4 separate regions of the Homo sapiens genome follow, and all the other regions are linked to region 1. Evidence: read pairs that join two places in POLR2A ChIA-PET (ENCODE). Cell type or tissue: MCF 10A. All regions are shown on one strand. Each heading gives the region's core, and the rest is flanking DNA. Links, peaks and the distances in the headings are about the cores only.

The links. Peaks named below come from ENCODE experiments on the same cell type or tissue, not always from the same donor. Only the 100,000 strongest peaks of a DNase experiment are listed, where the experiment ranks them.
Region 2: POLR2A ChIA-PET joins it to region 1 with 5 read pairs; 1 of 35 experiments calls an interaction of 5 or more read pairs at or near these places.
Region 3: POLR2A ChIA-PET joins it to region 1 with 5 read pairs; 2 of 35 experiments call an interaction of 5 or more read pairs at or near these places.
Region 4: POLR2A ChIA-PET joins it to region 1 with 5 read pairs; 2 of 35 experiments call an interaction of 5 or more read pairs at or near these places.

What each region holds. Positions count from the first base shown.
Region 1 is chr2:70,326,667-70,332,827 of GRCh38, reverse strand. No RefSeq gene overlaps it. Among named protein-coding and RNA genes, the nearest start is that of FAM136A, 28 kb to the right of the region's middle. RefSeq lists a silencer at 2,717-3,011. In MCF 10A, for the core only: no CTCF peak of the experiment used is centred there; DNase peaks (open chromatin) are centred at 2,877 and 3,687.
Region 2 is chr2:70,522,240-70,526,239 of GRCh38, reverse strand. All of the region lies in intron 1 of TGFA (transforming growth factor alpha), which reads left to right. Among named protein-coding and RNA genes, the nearest start is that of TGFA, 30 kb to the left of the region's middle. RefSeq lists an enhancer at 1,612-2,228. In MCF 10A, for the core only: no CTCF peak of the experiment used is centred there; DNase peaks (open chromatin) are centred at 1,029, 1,789 and 2,169.
Region 3 is chr2:70,387,938-70,394,098 of GRCh38, reverse strand. No RefSeq gene overlaps it. Among named protein-coding and RNA genes, the nearest start is that of FAM136A, 89 kb to the right of the region's middle. In MCF 10A, for the core only: no CTCF peak of the experiment used is centred there; no DNase peak of the experiment used is centred there.
Region 4 is chr2:70,535,264-70,539,263 of GRCh38, reverse strand. All of the region lies in intron 1 of TGFA (transforming growth factor alpha), which reads left to right. Among named protein-coding and RNA genes, the nearest start is that of TGFA, 17 kb to the left of the region's middle. In MCF 10A, for the core only: no CTCF peak of the experiment used is centred there; no DNase peak of the experiment used is centred there.

The DNA of each region.
Region 1 (6,161 bases), core at 1,240-5,239:
GTTTTCCTCCCTCCAGGAAGACTATCAACCCCAAATGATTACGCTTCCCTCCCTTCACACTCCCACCCCACCCATCCCACACTTGGTGCTGCTATGAATACCCCCATTAAAGCTCATTCCTCTGAACTCAGGCTCTGCCCTCTGTTAACAGGTGGCTTTTCTGCAGAAAGAAGTACCCATGGGCCAGGGGCGGTGTTCACACCTGTAATCCCAGCACTTTGGGAGGCTGAGGCGGGTGGATCACCTGAGGTCAGGAGTTCGAGACCAGCCTGACCAATATGGCAAAACCCCGTCTCTACTGAAAATACAAAAAAGTATCCCAGCATGGTGGTGGGTGCCTGTAATCCCAGCTACTGGGGAGGCTGAGGCAGGAAAATCACTTGAACCCAGGAGGCAGGGTTGCAGTGAGCCAAGATCGTGCCACTGCACTACAGCCTGGGCAACAAAGAGCAAAACTCGGCCTCAAAAAAAAAAAAAAAAAAAAAACCCAGGAAGCTGATCCTGTCAAACTAGGCAGAAGGCAAATAGAAACTGTCCCCAGCTCTGGGTGTGGGGCCCTCAGCTGGCAGGACTAGGGGGTCAGTGATGGGTGACCTCACAAGCTAAATCACCTGGGTCAGGGCTGAGTGACCTTGATAAAAGGTACTATGATAGCTCACTTCAGCCTTGAACTCCCAGGTTCAAGCAATCCTCCCACCTCAGCACCAACCCCTGACGGCCAGGTAGCTGGGACTACATGCACATGCCACCATGTTTGGCTAATTTTTATCATAAAGATAACACTTTTTCTTAAAAAAAATGTTCTTTTTGAGACAAAGTCTCACTCTGTTGTCCAGGCTGGAGTGCAGTGGCGCAATCTCAGCTCACTGCAACCTCTGCCTCCTGGGTTCAAGTGATTCTCATGCCTCAGCCTCTCAAGTAGCTGAGATTACACGTGCATACCACCTCGCCTGGCTAATTTTTGCGTTTTTAGCAGAGATGGGGTTTCACCATCTTGGCCAGGCTGGGCTCAAACATCTGACCTCAAGTGATCTCCCCACCTCGGCCTCCCAAAGTGCTGGGATTACAGGCATGAGCCACTGCCCCCAGCCTCTTTTTCTTAAATTATATTATCCATAAATTCAGTGCAATCCCAATCAAAATCACAATTTTTATAAAACTTCATGAACATAAAGCATTAGCCCAGAATCTACCCCATGGGACCCAGGGACTTCAGCCATCAGCACAGGGGGCTCTTTTTCCCATAATGTTCACATTTATCAAAGTAATGCAGTCGTTAAGAAAATAAGGCAAAATATTTTAAAAGTAGAAAGAGGAACACAGTTTCACCCACTTCCACCTTCAAAACAACTTTGCAAACGTGGCAGTGTATCTCCCTTCAAATGTTTATAAAATCTGCAAGTTTGCTCTAACATAGAACAATGCCATCAAATATATTTGGTGGTCCTAAAAGTCACACCGTGAGGACAGGCACCCAGAGCACAGTTGCATTTAGAATAAACTCCAAGCTCCTTCACGCAGCCTGCAGGCCGGTATGGTCTGGCCCTGCCTCTGTTCCCGGTCTCATCTCCCGACCCCACTGGCCTCTCTGCCCCTCAGGCAGACGGTTTTTTCAGTCCTGGAAGGCACCCAGCCCTGTCCATCTTGGTGACCCCAGGTGGGCCATTCTGCTCCTAATGTGCTTTGGGCGCCCCTGCAGCCTGGTTCACATCCTTTCACAATTCAAAGCTTGGTTCTGGGGCCTCTCCTGGCTTCCCCCATCCCCATCTCAGTTAAAGCCCCTCTGTTATTCTCTTTCACAGCCCTCTACCTTTTCTGAATAATACGTCCCCCAATTTATAATGATACACTTTGCTTATCTATTTGGCATCTGTGTCCCCCACTGGAGGGATATGGGCAGGGTGACATGTGTTTTGCTCCTCTCTGGTGCTCCCCTCCTTGGTGTTCTTTTGTTCACATCTCCCTGTTTCATCTGCTCCAGCCCAACTTGTTCCCAGTCCCATCAGCTTCCAACCTCATGGTTCAAATCCAATGTATAGTCTCTCTTTGCAACCCCCAAATAGTGTCTCCAGCTGTGAATTCTGTTTCTCTCCTCTAATAGGGGGCAGTCTCCTCCCTGCTTTTTTTTTTTTTTTTTTTTGCTTCAGCTGGGAGGTGAGCAGCCCCATCTGTTCCCACCCAGGCTGGCCCTAAGCAGCAGTCTCTACACTGCCGCCGAAGAAGTTCCTGCAGACTTCTCCCCGCCCCTAGAATCAAACACATCCACTAACATCAAGCTTGAGCCACAAAGTTCCAGAGGTACCTCTGGGTTGCTGGGAGGAGCAGCAGTAACTTAATGCTGGTGTCTGGGGTGCAGAGGAGAGAGGGCCCCACTCTGAGCTCACAGAGTGCTGGAGGTTCAGGCTGTGGAACACCGGAACACAGATGTTCCCCAGGAGCCTAGATGCCCACTCAAACCTTCTTAGGCACTTTTGAATCTTCTTTTTTTTTTTTCTTTTTGAGACGGAGTCTCGCTCTGTCAACCAGGCTGGAGTGCAGTGGCGCTATCTCGGATCACTGCAAGCTCCGCCTCCCAGGTTCACGCCATTCTCCTGCCTCTGCCTCCCGAGTAGATGGGACTACAGGCGCTCACCACCACGCCCGGCTATTTTTTGTATTTTTAGTAGACACAGAGTTTCACCGTGTTAGCCAGGATGGTCTCGATCTCCTGACCTCGTGATCCGCCCGCCTCGGCCTCCCAAAGTGCTGGGATTACAGGCGTGAGCCACCGCGCCCAGCCGGCACTTTTGAATCTTTACAGGTCCCACCATCTTGGGTGAGGCAAAGTACAGTTTACCTTCATTATTCACAGTAGTTATGTTCTATAAAGCTGGCTGGAGGCCAAGGGCAGTGGCTCACGCCTATAATAGCAGTACTTTGGAAGGCTGAAGTGGAAGGATCATTTGAGGCCGGGAATTTGAAAGCAGCCTGGGCAACATATTGAGACCGCATCTACACAAAAGAAAATTTGTTTTAATTGGGCAGGCATAGTGGCCCATGCCAGTAGTCACAGCTGCTCAGGAAGCTGAAGCAGGAGGATCTCTTGAGCCCAGGAGTTCAAGGTTACCGTGAGCTATGATCACACCACTGCACTCTAGCCTGGGCAACAGAACAAGACTGTCTCTAAAAAAAACAAAAGCTCAACCAAGAGCGTCTCTGATATTTAAATAACGATTGTAGAGAACTTTATAGTTCTTAACACATTTGCATGCATGTGTGTGTGTGTGTGTACACATATATGGCTAAATTAACAGCAGATCCTCAAGACTAACCACAGTAAACAAATTGCCATGATGCCTTTTCCATGAGAACTGCTTTGTACACCCTGGCAATCCATCAGAACAGAAGCCAAAGCCCCAGTGTGCCCTTTTGTACTCTGTACTCCAGCTCACCTGCTGCTTCCCAGCTCACCTGTTTTCCCAAAGTTACAGACAGAGGACAGACAACATTGTTAAACTCTAGAGTGATTCCCATGGGCAGGGCAGGGCAGCGGGAGTGAGTAGGAGGGTGTTTTCTTCAAGTTGAAGGAGAGGAAAGAAAAAATATCCAGCTGTAGCAATCAGATTGTCGGCACCAAAGACAGAGTGACTCAGGGCAGGTCCTTGGCAAGCAGGCACTGAGCCAGGCTGGGCCCACACCCTGGAGAATGAGAATAGCATTCTGTGATCAAAGTGGGAAGGAATGCATCCATTCCGGAAACCAGGTGAGGCAGGGTTGTCATTAAGACAATCTGGGCAGAGCTGTGATTACAGAGGGAGCAAGCTGACGGGATGAAAACGGAAATCCACAGCGCCTGCTCCCTGCTGAGCAGCCCAGCTTGCCCATGCTGCCCTTTGGTCCAGCTAATGTCTCTGGGCAGTGATAAGGCCTTAAGTATCTGTGGATAAAGCACCTGATAGTTAACTAAAAATAATAATAATTTCAAAGTTTTGTTGAGTGAGCTTTAGTATTATATGAACTATCAGTCCTCATTCTTTTTCTCATTAATTAGGATGGATGTTCTAACAAGAGAAATTTTATATAACTAAAGAAGACACTTTTTTTTTTTTTTGAGATGGAGCCTATGTCACCCAGGCTGGAGGGCAATGGCGCGATCTTGGCTCACTGCAACCTCTGCCTCCCGGGTTCAAGCGATTCTCCTGGCTCAGCCTCCCAAGTAGCTGGGACTACAGGCATGCGCCACCACACCTAGCTAATTTTTTTTATTTTTTATTTTTTATTTTTTGAGACCGAGTCTCGCTCTGTCGCCCAGGCTAGAGTGCAGTGGCGCGATCTCGGCTCACTGCAAGCTCCGCCTCCCGGGTTCACGCCATTCTCCTGCCTCAGCCTCCCGAGTAGCTGGGACTACAGGCGCCTGCCACCACACCCAGCTAATTTTTTTGTATTTTTAGTAGAGATGGGTTTCACCGTGTTAGCCAGGATGGTCTCCATCTCCTGACCTCGTGATCCGCCCGCCTCGGCCTCCCAAAGTGGTGGGATTACAGGCGTGAGCCACCGTGCCCGGACTAATTTTTGTATTTTTAATAGAGACGGGGTTTCACCATGTTGGCCAGGCTGGTGTCAAACTCCTGACCTCAAATGATCCGACCACCTCGGCCTCCCAAAGTGCTGGGATTACAGCTGTGAGCAAGAAGACACATTTATTAAAGAAAACTTAGAAACCCCTGTAAACATTCAGAAGAAAATTATAGTCATTTCTAATCCAATCACTCCTATGTGATGACCCTTAACAGTTGTGCTGTGATTCTTCAGATTTTCTTCTAGGCATGTATATATAACATTTGTTTCTTATTTTAAAAATAAATCATGATGCATAAACTATTTTGTTACTTGAGTTTTTTCACTCAATCAAATGTAACATACTTCTTTCTTACCAAAAAAAATTCTCCTACAGTGTGGTTCTTTGTGTCTGTGGGGTACTTCATTGCACGGTCCTTTTGTTAGTTATTTAATCTGTTTCCTGTTCTTACACGTTTAGTTGCTTCCAAACGTGGAATATTATAAATGCTGTACTATACATCCTAGTTCACATATCTTTCCAAACATGTCTGCTTATCTCCCTCCTTCAAGATGAATTGTTGGGTCAAGGAGTTTTCATGTATTTGTGGCTTATGATATTCACTGCTAAATGACCTTGCTCTACAGGCTAGTCGTACCATTTACATCACCACCGTGTAAACGGTCCTTTTTCCTCTCATCCTCGCCTGCAAAAGGTTTTGCCCTGCTAGCCAACGAGTTGAACTGTGTGATAGGAAGAACCGTGATTTGTTTTCTTTTTGATTTCTTAAATGTTTAGTGAAACTGAATATGATTTCATACATGCATTAGTTTCCTCAGGCTGCTCTAACAAAGTGTGACAAGCTGCGTGGCCTAAAACAACAGATATTGATGGTCTCACCTCTGAAGATGGTAGGGAAGGATCTGCTCCCGCCTCTCTCCTGGCTGCAGGTAGCCTCAGCTGTCCCTTGGCTTGCAGGGCTGTCTTCTCTCTGTGCCTCTTCACGTGTCTTCCCTCTGTGCCTGTCTGCCTCTGTCCAAATGTCCCCACTCTATAAGGACACCCAGTCACAATGGATTAGAGACCACTCTATGACCTCAGTTTAACTAGAATATAAATTAATCCAAGTGTACAGGCCCTATTTCCAAATAAGATCACAGTCTGAAGTACTAGGGGTTGGGACTTCAACATATCTTTTTAGGAGGACAAAGCCTTCTCCAACGATATGCTTATTAGCCATTCCTATTTCTTTTTCCTTTGGTGAATTGCCCACTTCTCTTTTTTTTTTTTTTTTCTTTGAGACTGAGTCTTGCTCTGTCACCAGGCTGGAGTGCAGTGGCTCGATCTCTGTTCACTGCAACCCTGCAACCTCCACCTTCAGGTTCAAGCAATTCTCCTGCCTTGGCCTCTCAAGTAGCTGGGACTTCAGGCTCATGCCAGCACGCCCAGCTAATTTTTTTTTTTTTTTTTTTTTTTGTATTTTTAGTAGAGACGGGGTTTCACCATGTTAGCCAGGATGGTCTTGATCTCTTGACCTGGTGATCCGCCCGCCTCAGCCTCCCAAAGTGCTGGGATTACAGGTGTGAGCCACCTTGCCCGGCTAAATTGCCCACTTTTCTATTGA
Region 2 (4,000 bases), core at 1-4,000, 190 kb before region 1:
CTTTGGGTTAATACAAAGAGACAGACAAGACAGGCACAGGCTGATGACCTGGAGAATAGAGGGAAGAGCTGACAGGAAAAAGCATTCCAGGTAAATGGGGCAGGTTGGATCACCATGGTCCTTCTGTGACCATTTTCAAGGCTCTAATGAGTGGCCCTGTCTGCTCATGTGACTACAAGCTTGTTGCATTTCCCCTGAGTTTTGGGTACATCTGCCCATATACAGTTGGAAACTAAATGACCTGCAGTTGAAGAGACTTTCTCTGTTGGGGCCCAGAATTTCTCAACAGAGTGCACTGTCAATATGTTAAGCAAGACAAGGTTCTGTGCATTACAGAAATCAGAAACTTAGCATCCGCGGCCCCACCATTAAGTACCAGTAGTGCCCCCTAGTCCTTGTGACAGTCAGAAAGCACCTCCCACCACAGGTTCTCAGATGCTCCCTAAGGGGCATCTGCTACCAGCAGTAAGAACCCCTGGGCTAGCGGGTGGTCTGGTCAAGGTCTCCCAGTGAAAGGGAGTAAATCTGAGTACCACCCCGTCCACTCCTCCTCTTCAGCACCTGGAGCCTGCACTTGTTGCCCAGGCCTTTCTCCCCTACTAGCCTCTTCTCCCTCCTCCTGCCCCTTGCTTCTGGGGCCCAAGGAGGAGAACTTAGAGATTCTGCCAGTTTGCAGTGTGATGTGGGTTGAGAAATGTGGAGCTGCAAGAAGTAAGTGTATTTACCCCTTAACTCTTGAAAACCTGTAGTTCTGGGGATTTGTTTCCTTCTTGATTGAACTTGCTTCTTAATCAGCCACCCTTATCAACTCAAGTGAGCATGCCTAAGGGGTGTCCTGTGGCCAGCCCCCAAGGTGGACAGTGGGGATTAGCAATGGGGCAGCATTGTCCCCTTCCCCCATCCCCTACTTCCAGGCTGATGCTGCATTGATCTGAGATTCTGCCAAGTCACACTGGTATTTGTATTGGCCCAAACCCAAAGCCTCACAATGCCTTCTGCAGGGTGGTTCCGGGGTGTCCAGGGTGTTGTGCACCAGGGTGCAGGGATGAGTTTGTCATCACCAAGCTATTCACATGGAGGAAATGGGACAGAGTTCAAGGATTGCTTGTTTTTACCTCCTCCCTGCTCATACCCTACTTTCAAGCCACTTGTGTGAATGATGCCCACACATGGCTTTGACTGAGCTGAGGGGATGGGCTTGGTTTGATTTCAGCCACCAAGAGTCTAACTTTGCTGGCCCGAGGTGCACACCAGCAGAACCACTGCTCACCTGGGCCCAGAGGATGGTAATTCTGAGACATCACAGGCCAGGGAAGTTGAGATGGGGCCAATGGGCCTTCACGGATAGGGAGGGACTTATAACCTCCCCATGGATCCTTCCAGAGGTGGTGTTTGGTTCCTGTACTTCTTGTCAGCCAGGTGCCCTCTGCTCAGCTGGTTCACAATGCAAAGGGCCCAGGGCCCTGTGGATAGCTATAGCATCTGCCACTTTATCCCCAGCTTTGTCCCTAGCCCACTGCCGCCATCCCCTTCTTCCTCCCTCCTGGACTCTGGGAAAATCAAGTGTAACCCTTTCCAGAGACACCTCAAGGCCTCGTGTCACAGTGCCAGTCAGCTGGAACAGGTTTTCAGAGTGCCTCAGCTTGGCACGGCTTCTCTGCAACCTCAGAACTCGGCCCTGGTAGAGCCTGTTGGTGATTCAGCAGCTGGGGAACTCCAGCCAGCCCGAGAGGGCTCGGCGATACTCGCCCTGTTGCCTTGAAATTCCAGGAATTTGGATGGGGGCCCTCAGCCAGCCAGTGCGTGAGCAGGCCTGGGGAAGAGGAAGGTTGACTCAGTACCCAGCCCCTGGTCTAAGTCTTTGATAAGGCTTAAACTCTTCGGAAGAGACAATTGCTTCCTCCTGGCACAAAAGGGTGTGGCATAGATCTGCACAGGTGAGAGCAAGCACAGGGCCTTCCTCACCTCTAGCCAGATGCGTGCTGCATCCTGGTTAACACTGTTGGATAAAGATGTTTTACCTATCTGCTATTTGCTTTGCTTTATGAGAGAGGGTTCTCTCGGACCACCAGATCAGTGGGCAGCCTTATTCTATAAGGCTTTGAAGTGGGTAACATGTTGGGGAGAATACAGGAAGATGTCTGTGTGGCAGTGTGAGTTGTTGCATCACAGTGGCCGGGCCTTAGAAACAAAAGTGTCTCAACAGGAAGCAACTGGCTCCTCCTCCAAGGGTCTCTGTGCCTTTTTTATTTAGTTGTTTATTTTTTGCATGCTTCTCCAGATGTCAGGAAAAGCATTTCACCTCCTTTTGCAGCTATGTTACTTCTCTGTTAACATAGCTGCAAAGGGTTATGTAACAACTAGGTTACTTCTGTGGTGTCAGTTCTGGGCACTTGTTAGTGGCATTGACTCTAAAGAGTTCAAAGCAGTTTGCCAATATTCTCATTTGTCTCTTGAAGTAGGGAAAGATAGTAACCAGCTCTCCTAAATCAGTAATGGTGGGAAATGAGGTCTGGGCTGAGAGAAGGAGGGACAGGAGATACTAGTCCATGTGAGTGACCTGATCTTATACCCAGCCCAGTGCTGGTGGGTATTAGGAGGTGCAGGCAGGGAGCTCTGCCTGCCAGAGTGGTCAGGGGGCATCGTGGAGGACTTGGGGATTGAGCTCGACCTGGAAGGCTGGTAGAAATGACGTCAGGCAGTAAGGAGGCTTTTCTACGCAGAAGAGAAGGAGTTAGTGTTTGTAAGAGACCCGGACTAGGTAGAAACATTTGGGTGGAAGAAAGGGCTGTAATAGGGAGCATCAGAGATACAGGAACACCAGTGAGTGTGTTTGCTTCAATCATCTGGATTGTAAACTCCTTGTGGCAAGTCTTGCCTTTGCTTGAAGAGCCCTGGGACACAACATTCACAACGAACGTTCACAATGAGCGTTCACTCCTCTGTCTTAGCCTCCTTGGGATATGGCCAGGCCTCTTTGGGGTCACTGGATGGAAGTCTTTGTGTTCTTATAAAAGTTTCAGGAAAAGCCAACAAAATGAGTTAAGGGTAGGAAAATAAAATATTTCAGGGGTCATCTCATCGGGTGACCAAACAATGCAGGATCCACTTGACAGGCCACTTCAGCAGACTTAAATCCGGGCTTTGGATAAGGATGACAGTTCCTTCATTCCTCATGGATTTTTCAATATTGTAGTGGGAATATTTAATATCATTTAAATAGAAAAACACAGATTTAACTTACCACCCAACTGAACAATGGTACAGCTATTTATAATGGAGTTCAATGGCTTTTGAGAATTGGAAGGATCCTTTCTCATAGGAAGGGACTTTTCATTCATTGCTCTCTGCCCAGCACCTAGACAATGTCCCGCTAATGGTGCAGCAGGTGCTCAGTGAGCACTTGTTGAATGAATGAATGTCAGGATTCAAGTGCTCTGTGCAGCAAACCACCATGGCCCACGTCTACTTAAGTAACAAACCTGCACATCCTGCACGTGTACCCCTGAACTTAAAATAAAAGTTGGCTGTGATCCCAGCACTTTGGGAGGTCGAGGCAGGTGGATCACTTAAGGTCGGGAGTTTAAGACCAGCCTGGCCAACATGGTGAAACCTCGTCTGTACCAAAAATATAAAAAATTAGCCGGGTGTGATGACACACACCTGTATCCCAGCTATTCAGGAGGCTGAGGCAGGAGAATTGCTTGAACCTGGGAGGTGGAGGTTGCAGTGAGCTGAGATCATGCCACTGTACTCCAGCCTGGGCAACAGAGTAAGACTCCATCATAAAAAAGTAAATAAATAAAAAATAAAAGTTGGAAATAAAAATTCAAGTGCTCCTCATCTCCACTGAAATTAGAGTAAGAACCAAGACCTAGAGCTGTAGCGGCAGGGATCTAGACTAGAAGTAAAGGAATTCCCGAGGATCTGCAGGTTTTCCCATTCCCCATCTGTACACCCTCACTACTCACTACCCAGCCCCTAGTCCAAGTCTTTGATG
Region 3 (6,161 bases), core at 956-4,955, 62 kb before region 1:
TCTTTGTCAAAAATCGCCGAGTGTGGCAATTTGTTATAGCAGCCACAAGAAGCTAATGTGGAGAGTTATGTTCTACCTCCTTGAGGGTGCAGTGTCTATATAAATAATTTGAAATTCTTCTGCATTGGAGATTTGCCTCTTTGCCCACTTTGTTATTTATTCATTTATTTACAAAAATATATGAACTCATAAATATTTATACTTTGTGTTATAATCCATTACTGCTTTATTTTGTTCTCCACATTCTTTTGAGAGACACATGTCTTTCTCTTTGCAGGTAACCTACTACATCCACAGGTGCCTTGGGCAGGGCACATGAGAAGGTTCTAGAGATTAAATGGAGATTTAGAAGATGAGTTTGTCCACACCCAAGACAGTGACCTGCAGGCTGGGTGTGCAGATTTTGAAACAGAAACAGAGTAATAAACTTTCCATTAAAGCAAAAATGCAAAGGACAGTGTTACATGCACACATAAAATGGATTTTGCACACAAGTGACTAAATGGATAAATAATATCTCTAAAATATGCATCAAGTCTTCTCAGTAGTATAAGTTAACAAAATATCTTAGTTTATTCAGGCTGCTATAACAAAATACCTTAGACTGGGCAATTTATAAACAACAGAAATTTATTGCTCATGGTTCTGGAGGCTGGGAAGTCCAAGATCAAGGAGTCAGCAGATTTAGGTGGAAGGGAAAATCAAGCTCCCTCAAGCCTCTTTAACAAGAGACCCTAATCACACTCATGACAGCAGAGCCCTCATGACCTCATCATCTCCTAAAAGCCCCACCTCTTAATACTTGCAATGGAGATTAGGTTTCAACATATGGATTTTGGGGAGGACACAAACGTTCAGATCATAGCAACGTGGAATTTATAAGAATAAAAACTTAGTTTGGGTCTTGGTTGATGTCACTGATGGATTTTAGTCACCCTGAACTAACAAAAAACAGCAGCTATAGTCTATTTTCTTCAGAAAAACCTCAAAGCAAAGCGACTCCACACCTGTATGTCATTCTCACTCAAAAAATTTTCTGTTCCTTGCTGACAAGGTTTTCCTTGTTTCGAACAGAAGTCTCTTCAGCTTTAATTTCTATTTTCAGTCATCCAGAGATAGAACGAATATGTGTTTCCAAAAAAGTTTTAATGCCAAATTGGGTTGGGGACAAGGAGGGCTGCAAAGGCCATGGTACTTGAGGGAACAGTGAGAGGAAAGGGCCCTGGTCTAAGTGCTAGATACACAGGCCTTAGATTTCCTTCATGTGCCATTACTTTGCTGTGAACAAGATTGTTAATTTAAGAACATATTTCTCAAAGAAGGGAGAGATCACAGCCCAGTCTCCAGGAGTTAAAAGGGTAGTCTTTGGCATAGGACAGACCCGGGTTTTCGTTTTGGCTGTACCTCTTACCAGTTGTGAGATGTTGGGCAAGTTATCTCCCTGGGGCTCATTTTTCTCATCTGTAAAATAAAGACCATATCTATGTCATAGGTCATGTGAAGAGTATATGGAATCATGTTGACAGAACATGGCAAGCCCTGAACTGACCTTAACTAGACCTGGCAGTATATTAGGGTCCAATCCCCACCCTCTTCTCCCCTTCCCCCACTGCACAGGTGGGTTCCTGAATTGTTCTTGCTGCCTTAAATTAGTACAGCCCCAAACTGCAACCTGTAATCTTCCCTCTGACACTGAACAAAGGCCTTCAGGCCAAAAACTCATCCTCTGCCTTGGGTTTCTGAGTATACCCTTGATGAGGCTAAAAGTGGGCCCCAACCCACCTTGTTTAGCATACACTAACCCTGACTCCTTGCCTAGCATGCACTAGCACTGACTCCTTGCCTAGCATGCACTAGCCCTGGCTCCTTGCCTAGCATGCTTTAGCACTGACTCCTTATCTAGCATGCACTAGCCCTGACTCCTTGCCTAGCATGCACTAGCCCTGACTCCTTATGTAGCATGCACTAGCGCTGACCCCTTGTCTAGGATGCAGTAGCCCTGACCCCTTGTCTAGCATGCACTAGCCCTGACTCCTTGTCTAGCAGGTACTAGCTCTGACTCTTTGTCTAGCATGTACTAGCCCTGATTCCTTGTCTTGCATGTACTAGCTCTGACTCTTTGTCTAGCATGCACTAGCCCTGACTCCTTGTCTAGCATGCTGTAGCTCAGACTCTTCGTCTAGCATGTACTAGCCCTGACTCTTTGTCTAGCACGCTCTAGCCTTGACTCCTTGCCTAGCATACACTAGCCCTGACTCCTTGTCTAACATGTTCTCGCTCTCACTCCTCACCTAGTATTCACTAGCCCCCTCTCTGGGACCTGGTACATTCTACCTTAACCCTCTCCTGCTGGCTATAACCCTGCTTTGCCTCCCACACACATCTCTAGAACTAGGGCCTCACTCAGAACCTCCTATTGCCTCACCTCAGTCACTAGCCACAACTCTAAAGATGCTGGCATAACCTTGCCCAAACTGAAGGTCACTGTGTCCTCTAAGATTCTAACATCCAAATGCCACTACCTCTTGGTCCCTGTAGCCCTAGCTCACCCTCTAGCTGGCTCCTCCTCTGCTGATAGCCTGCTTGCTTCACACCTGAGGCACTGAAGGTAGCCTTTATCTTGTTTTACCTTCCACAGCAACTTTTGAATTGCCCCATTTCACAGATGAGAAAACTGAGCCCCAGAGATATTTGGTAATTTGCCCAATGTTCATGACTAATAACCTCCAGAGAACTTGGGGCCCCCTGACCTCTAATTCAGGTTCCACTCAGCTTCCTGTGTCACAGATCCAAACATCAGAAGAGCCAGCTCCCTAATTTGCACTTTGGATGGCAGTGAATTAAACTTTAAAGACTTGGCAGGTAGTGCTGTTCCTGACTCCCAGGCATTTGGCAGTGGTTGGTATATGTTTCCAGAGATACATTTCTACATGAAGGAAAAAAAGAGGGAACATATTTCTGTTTGACTAATAAACATCCAATCCCAAGGGCTCTACAAAATTTTAAGCCCTCAAATGGCACAGAGACCTGCCCAGTGAAAGACAAGGAAGTATTGAGTCGGGCAGAAACATCTGATTTTATTTGCAAAGGGGCCGTTTGGGATATAAGTGCTGTTAACATGATCCCAGGAGGAGGGAAACAGAATTTTCCAAGGCTCTCCCACAGTCAGTGAACTCTGTCTCTCAGAGGACATGGGGCCTTGGTGTCTGACCAGCCAGAAGCTTAGCCCACAAGTCTTGTGTGTGCACAGGTAGGCACAATAGAATCAGCCCTGGTGGCCTTGAAATGACATTCAACGTTATCAGGAGGAAAAGACTCCAACACATCAGTCTGAAAACAAGATGTCTCAGCCCTCATCACCATTGGAAATGACCTTGTTAATTAAATTGTTTATGTATATTCCATGGGGTCAAGGATGTTGCCTATTCACTGCTGGGTCCCCAGCTCCTAAAAGTGTCTGACATACAGCAGGAGATCAGTAAACATTCTTTGAGTGCACATATTATAGTTTCCATCTTGGACCTTCTTTGTTAGACACCAGCAAGACAAAAGGTACTGTGCTTTCATGGTCCTGGGGTGGGGTAAGCCAGGTCGCCAGCCCTAGTCTGCTGCCCAGGGGTCAGAGGTTATTGCCTGGTATGACCAGGATAGGGGAGGTCAAGGGCATCTATCCTAGTTATACCTTTGTTTATTTGTTTTAAATAACAAGTATTATCATGAATTTCTTTGCCAAAAGGCCCATCTCATTAAACCTACCAAATATCCTCCCTATCCAAAACTTAGTTGTAATTAATAATGATTACTATTGGCTATCATTTACTGATTGATCACCATGTGCTATGTATATATTATCTTATCAAGTTCTTAAAGCATCTCAGATTTGTATTATCCCTATTTTACTGATGAAGAAACTGAGGCTTGTAGAAGCTAAGCAATTTGGTCTAGGTTATACAGCTGTTAAGCAAGGGATACAAGCTGTGGACTTGAACCAAGTCTATTCAAAGCCCCTGACCTTCGCCACTATGCTATACTGCCTCTCACAAGGTCATAAAATTAGTAAATTGCTTGTTTTTTTCTCTTAAGTCAAAATTTCACAAGGAAAACCATCCAGCCCAGATTCTCCTATCAGACTTGGATTATTCAGTTACCTCCTGGAAAGCAGCAAAACTGCCTTTCTGAGCTGACTGGGTCACTGAGGTCATCTCTCCCTGACATGCTATCAGAGTCAGATCAGAACAACTGAAGTGGAGACCAGGCATGGCAGCCTTTACCTGCCACGAATGATATAGATGGTGGCAGCATCACAAAAGGAAATCAACTTGGGCTTTCATTCAACTTGCGGTCTCCCCTCTGTGGGTCTTTCCTACCTTTCACCTGTCTTGGGAAGAAGTAGGCATGGGTGAATTAGTTTACAGAAGTGTGCCAGAGCTCTGGGCACAAGGTGCCACTTCCTTAGGTCATGTGCATCCTCCACCTAGGAAAGACCAAAGCTCACCCAGAATCCCTCCTGATATTTTCAATAATAAAGGTTATGGTGGGTTCCTGGTATCCTCCCAGGAGGTGGTTCTCCCAAGGGTGTTAAAAAATATATATATCAGTTCTCCCTTGTTAAATGTGTGGTTTCCTATAATAGCTTGACATGGGCCATTACTCCATCCAGCACCACTCTATCTTCTTGAACCCTCAACCTCACCAGCTTACCTATTACATTAACTCCCAAGACAATGTCATCTCTATCCTCTTGGAAGGGAATGAGGCCTAGGACTCCATCTGAAGAGGGGTCACAGTTCTGACTGACTCAGGAAGGATGGATGTCTACCAGTCTCCATTTGCTAGAGAAGGGTTCGGTAGGCATCCAAAATTCTACCCTCTCAGAAGAGCCACCCCACACCATTTCCAGTGGCTGCCTCGGGGAAGGCCATGCAATAGTCCTCAGCTTTCCATCAGAGCTGGCAGTCCAAAATCAATCTCTCATCTGTGCCACTGGCAGCGCCCTCCATTGTGGGTGCCAAGAAAGTGGTACTTAAGCTGGGGGGTCAAGCAGAAAGGAAAAGATACATAACTGCAGCTGCACCGTGTCATGACGTCAGGGTCTAGAAACTGAAGAAGGCACGGGAGGGAGAAAGAAAAGGGATGTTTGTTGGGAAACCATCTCACACAGTCCAAATTAAACAGGCTGTTTGCTCAAGTCTACTTTCCATTTCTGCCCCTCTCTCTACTAATTATTACCTCTCCTAAAACCTTTCTCCCTTAACCCAATGTCCCACTTCTAAAAGAGTCTAAGGAATTCTTCCTGATCCTTTAAGAGCCTGAATTGCTGCATAAACTTAGTATCACTGGTCCCATTTTAAAATGCCAAGAACAAAGCAAGGCCCATGTCCTCTCCTTGAAGTCTTTCTTGAAAATTGCAGCCATCTCTGATCTCTCTCCCACCTCACCAGTCTTGAAATTTACTGACTGTATCATCCATTTGAGCACTTGAGCCTCTGTTCAGCCCAACAGAGGCCATGGCTTTTTTGTCTTGACTATTCTCAGACTATTTCATGTAAGTATCTTGTCTTCCTGGGAAAACTGTAAGCTCCCTGGAGTCTAGGACTGGGTCATGTAGTTCTTTAGTATATGACACTGTGTCATATATAGTGTTCTGTATATGGCTCTGAATACACAGGAAATATTTTTTATGAAACTGCAATGAGCTGAACAGAATCAAAGGGAGGCATATGACAAAAGATGAAATCACTGGGCACTCATCAGGAAAATATTTAGTGGCCTCCAATTTCAGGTGAGCAATGTTTAGGATGGGGCCACAGTATAAGCCAGAATAACACATGGGCCAGTACCTGTTGCAATAGGTAAGCTGACAGAGTGCTGTGAGGCTTTGGATTGAGCAGTCTGCACATGCAGAGGGAAGAGGAAGGAAGATCCATACTTTATTTGGACTGAGACTCAACACCAAACCATAGTCCAAGCGAGGCCACCCAAATGGCAATGCTTCCCTAGAACAGGTGCCAAGTTCACCAGATTAGCTGTTGATTTGTCCATTTTAGCACTATTCTACATCTCCATGGTCATCCAGTTTTCAAAGGACACCTGATTTTACCTCAACCACTACCTTTGTTGAAACAAAAAATAACTCATCAACTTACCCAGTCAAACAATAT
Region 4 (4,000 bases), core at 1-4,000, 210 kb before region 1:
CAGCTCCGGGCCACCACAATAAAGCAGATATCACAATAAAGTGAGTCACATGAACTTTTTGGTTTCCCGGTGCATATAAAAGTTATGTTTACACTATACTGTGTTCTATTAAGTGTGCAATAGCATTATGCCTAAACAAATTACATACCTTAATTAAAAATACTGTATTGTTTAAAATGCTAACAATTATCTAAGCCTTCAGCAAATCATAATCTTTGTTGGTGAAGGATATCACCTTGATGTCGTTGGCTGCTGACTGATCAGGGTTGTGGTTGCTGAAGGTTAGGGTAACTGGAGCAATTTCTTAAAATAAGACAACGATGAAATTTGCCATGCTAATTGATTCTTCCTTTCATGAAAGATTTCTCTGTGGCATGTGATTCTGTTTGATAGCATTTTACTCATAGCAGAACTTCTTTCAGACTTGGAGTCAGTCCTCTCAAACCCTACCACTGCCTTACCAACTAAGTTTATGGAATACTCTAAGTCCTGTGTTGTCATTTCCACAATGTTCACAGCATCTTCACCAGGAGTAGATTCCATCTCAGGAAACCACTTTCTTTGTTCATCCAGAAGAAATAACTCTACATCTGTTCAAATTTTATTGAAATTGCAGCAATTCAGTCTCATCTTCGGGCTTTACTTCTAATTCCAGTTCTCTTGCTATTCCCACCACATCTGTAGTTGCTTCCTCCATTGAAGTCTCAAACCCCTCAAAGTCAGTCATCAGGGTTGGAATCAACTTCTTCCAAACTCCTATTAATGTTGATATTTTGACCTATTCCCATGAATTACAAATGTTCTTAATGTCATCTAGAATGGTGAATCATTTCCACAAGATTTTTAATTTACTTTACCCAGACCCATCAGCAGAATCACAAATCTGTGGCAGCAATAGCATTATAAAATGTAGGTCTTAAGACTTGAAATTTGAAATTGCTCTTTAATGAGCATGGGCCGCATAGTGGTTGCTGTGTTAGCAGTCATGGAAACAACTTTAAGCTCCTTACACAGCTCCATCAGAGCTCTTGGGCGACCCAGGTGCATTGTCAATGAATAGTAACATTTTGAAAGAAATGCTTTTTTTTTCTGAGCAGTAGATCTCAACAGTGGGCTTAAAATATTCCATAAACCATACTGTAAACAGATATGCTGTAATCAGGCTTTGCTGTTCCATTTGTAGAGGACAGGCAGAGTAGATATAGCATAAGGACTTTGGAATCTTGAATGGTAAATGAACATTGGCTTCAACCTAAAGTCACCAGCTGCATTAGCCCCTAACAAGAGAATCAGCCTGTCTTTTGAAGCTTTTAAGCCAGGCATTGACTTCTCCATAGCTACAAACATCCTAGATGGCATCATCTTCTAATTGAAGGCTGTTTCATCTGCACTGAAAATTTATTGTGCAGAGTAGCCACCTTCATCAATGGTCTTAGCTAGATCTTCTGGATAACTTGCTGCAGCTCCTACGTCAGCACTTGCTGCTTCGCTGTGCACTGTCATGTTATGGAGAGGGCATCTTTCCTTAAACCTCTTGAACCAGCCTCTGCTAGCTTCCAACTTTCTTCTGCAGCTTCTTCACCTCTCTCAGAATCAAAGAACTAGGGGCTTACTCTGGAGTAGGCTTTGGTTTAAGGGCAAGTTTTAGCTGGTTTGATCTTCTTTCCAGACCACTGAAACTTTCTCCATAACAACCATAAGGCTATTGTGCTCTCTTATCATTTGTGTATTCACTGGAGTAGCACTTTTAATTTTCTCCAAGAACTTTCCCTTCGCATTCACAAGTTAGCTAATTGTTTGGAGCAAGAAGCCTAGCTTTTGGCCTATTTCTGCTTACAACATGCAGACTTCACTAAGTGCAATCATTTCTAGCTTTTGATTTAAAGTGAGAGACATGCCACTCTTCCTTTCACTTCAAAACTGAGAGGCCATTGTAGGTTTATTGATTGGCCTAGTTTTAATATTATTGTGTCTCAGGGAATAGGGAGGCCTGAGGAGAAGGAGAGAGATGGAGAAATGACTGATAAATGTGTGTTCTGACTGCTCCATTGATCAGCTAAGTTTGCTGTCTTCTACGGGTGTGGTTCATGGCACCCCGAAACAATTACAATAGTAACATCAAAGATCACTGAGCACCTGTCACCATAACAGATATTATAATAATAATGAATTGTGATTATTACCAAAATGTGACACAGAGACACGAAGTGAGCGCTTGCTGTTGGATAGATGCCACAAACTTTAAATTTGTAAAAAAAAAAAAAAGAAAAAGAAAAAGAAAAAAGAAAACAAAACAAAAAACCACAGTATCTGTGAGGCACAATAAAGCAAAGTTCTATCAAATGAAATATGCCTGTGCTATCCCATGTGGATGACTAATTTTCAGATACTCAGCACAGAGCAAAACAGTAACTAAAATGAATCACTTCATCTTTCTTCTGTTTACTTTGCACTTAATTGGCTCTTCTCTTTCTAGTTTCCTAAAGTGGAAGCTTAGCGTATTGATTTTAGATATCTCTTCTTTGTAATATATTCAGTAAGTGCTATAAATCTTCCTCTAAGCACTGCTTTTGCTGCATCCCACACATTTTGATAAGTTGTATTTTTCTTTTCATTTAGTTCAAAATATTTTTAACTGCTCTTGAGTTTCCTTTTTGACCCATGTGTTGTTTAGAAGTGTGTTGTTTCTTCTCCAGTACTGGGGGATTTTTCAGCTCTCTTTCTGTTATTGATTTCTAGTTTATTTCCATCGTGGTCTGAGAGCATGCATTGTATGATTTCTATTTCTTTAAATGTGTTAAGGTATATTTTATGGCCCAGAACGTGGTCTCTCTTGGTGAATGTTCCACAGGAGCTTAAGAAGAATGTGTATTCTGCTGTTGCCAGAGCTCAACTATGTCCTTACTGATTTCTGCCTGCCAGATCTAACCACTTCTGCTAGAGGGATATTGAAGTCACTACCCATAATAGTGGATTCCTCTATTTCTCCTTGCTGTTCTATTAGTTTTTGCCTCATGGATTTTGACACTGTTGTTAGGTGCACATACACATTAAGGATTGCTTAGTAACTTCGTCATTCTTTAATGATTCAGAAGCTATTTCTGCGTCTCTCAATAAAGGTCTTCTCTAATAAACTCTTTATGCTCATGTGATACCTGTAGTTGACATAGTCTCCCTCAGTACTTGTGAATGAGAAGTTCCAGTGAGTTCAGTTTTCTTCCTGACTTAGTTAAACAGAACTCTGCTCAATTTTAACTTTAATTGTGGAGAGAGAGAAAAAAAGCATTACTCCAGTTTCCTGGACAAGCATTCTACTAGGGTCAAGATAATGGGGCTTTCTTTTATTGAGGTCATAATTTCAAATAAATTCTTTTTTGAATCCTATATGGGTTGTAGAAGATTTTGGCTAACAGACTGGTATTGCACCAGTGAACCACTTCAAAGTTAGGGATTTACTCTTAGGAAAACAACATCAATTCACTATGTAATACGACCTTATTTTCTTGTGAAGTGTCTCTTTCCCATACGGTGCAACAGAGGGAAAAACAAACAAAACAGTCCTTTCAACTAAATTGGATGTTTTGGATTTCAGATAAAAAGCAGGGCATTTTTCTTTTAATAGTGAGAGCAGAGGCATGTGGAATATCTATGCTATCATCCCATGTAGGATATATCTAAGTGATCAAACAGTAATTGTGATTTTTGTGAACTAGGCCTAATGTAACATTTGGTGCTTAATTCACCTGAGGTAGCTACTTTCTTTACTTAATGCTTATAGAGGCAATGGAATGAATAACAAAACTAAGATCAGCACGAAGTGGGAGATGCTATGTATCTACATATTTATTTTGGTGATTTATTTTGTGGATTGTTCACTTTAGTAAACATTTAACTGTATATTAGATACTCTGCTGGGTCTGGTGTTATTAATGCAAAGAGAACCATGACCTAGCCCTTGCCCTCAGCTCCTGAATTTTTTATAGATCATGGCAGGAGCAGA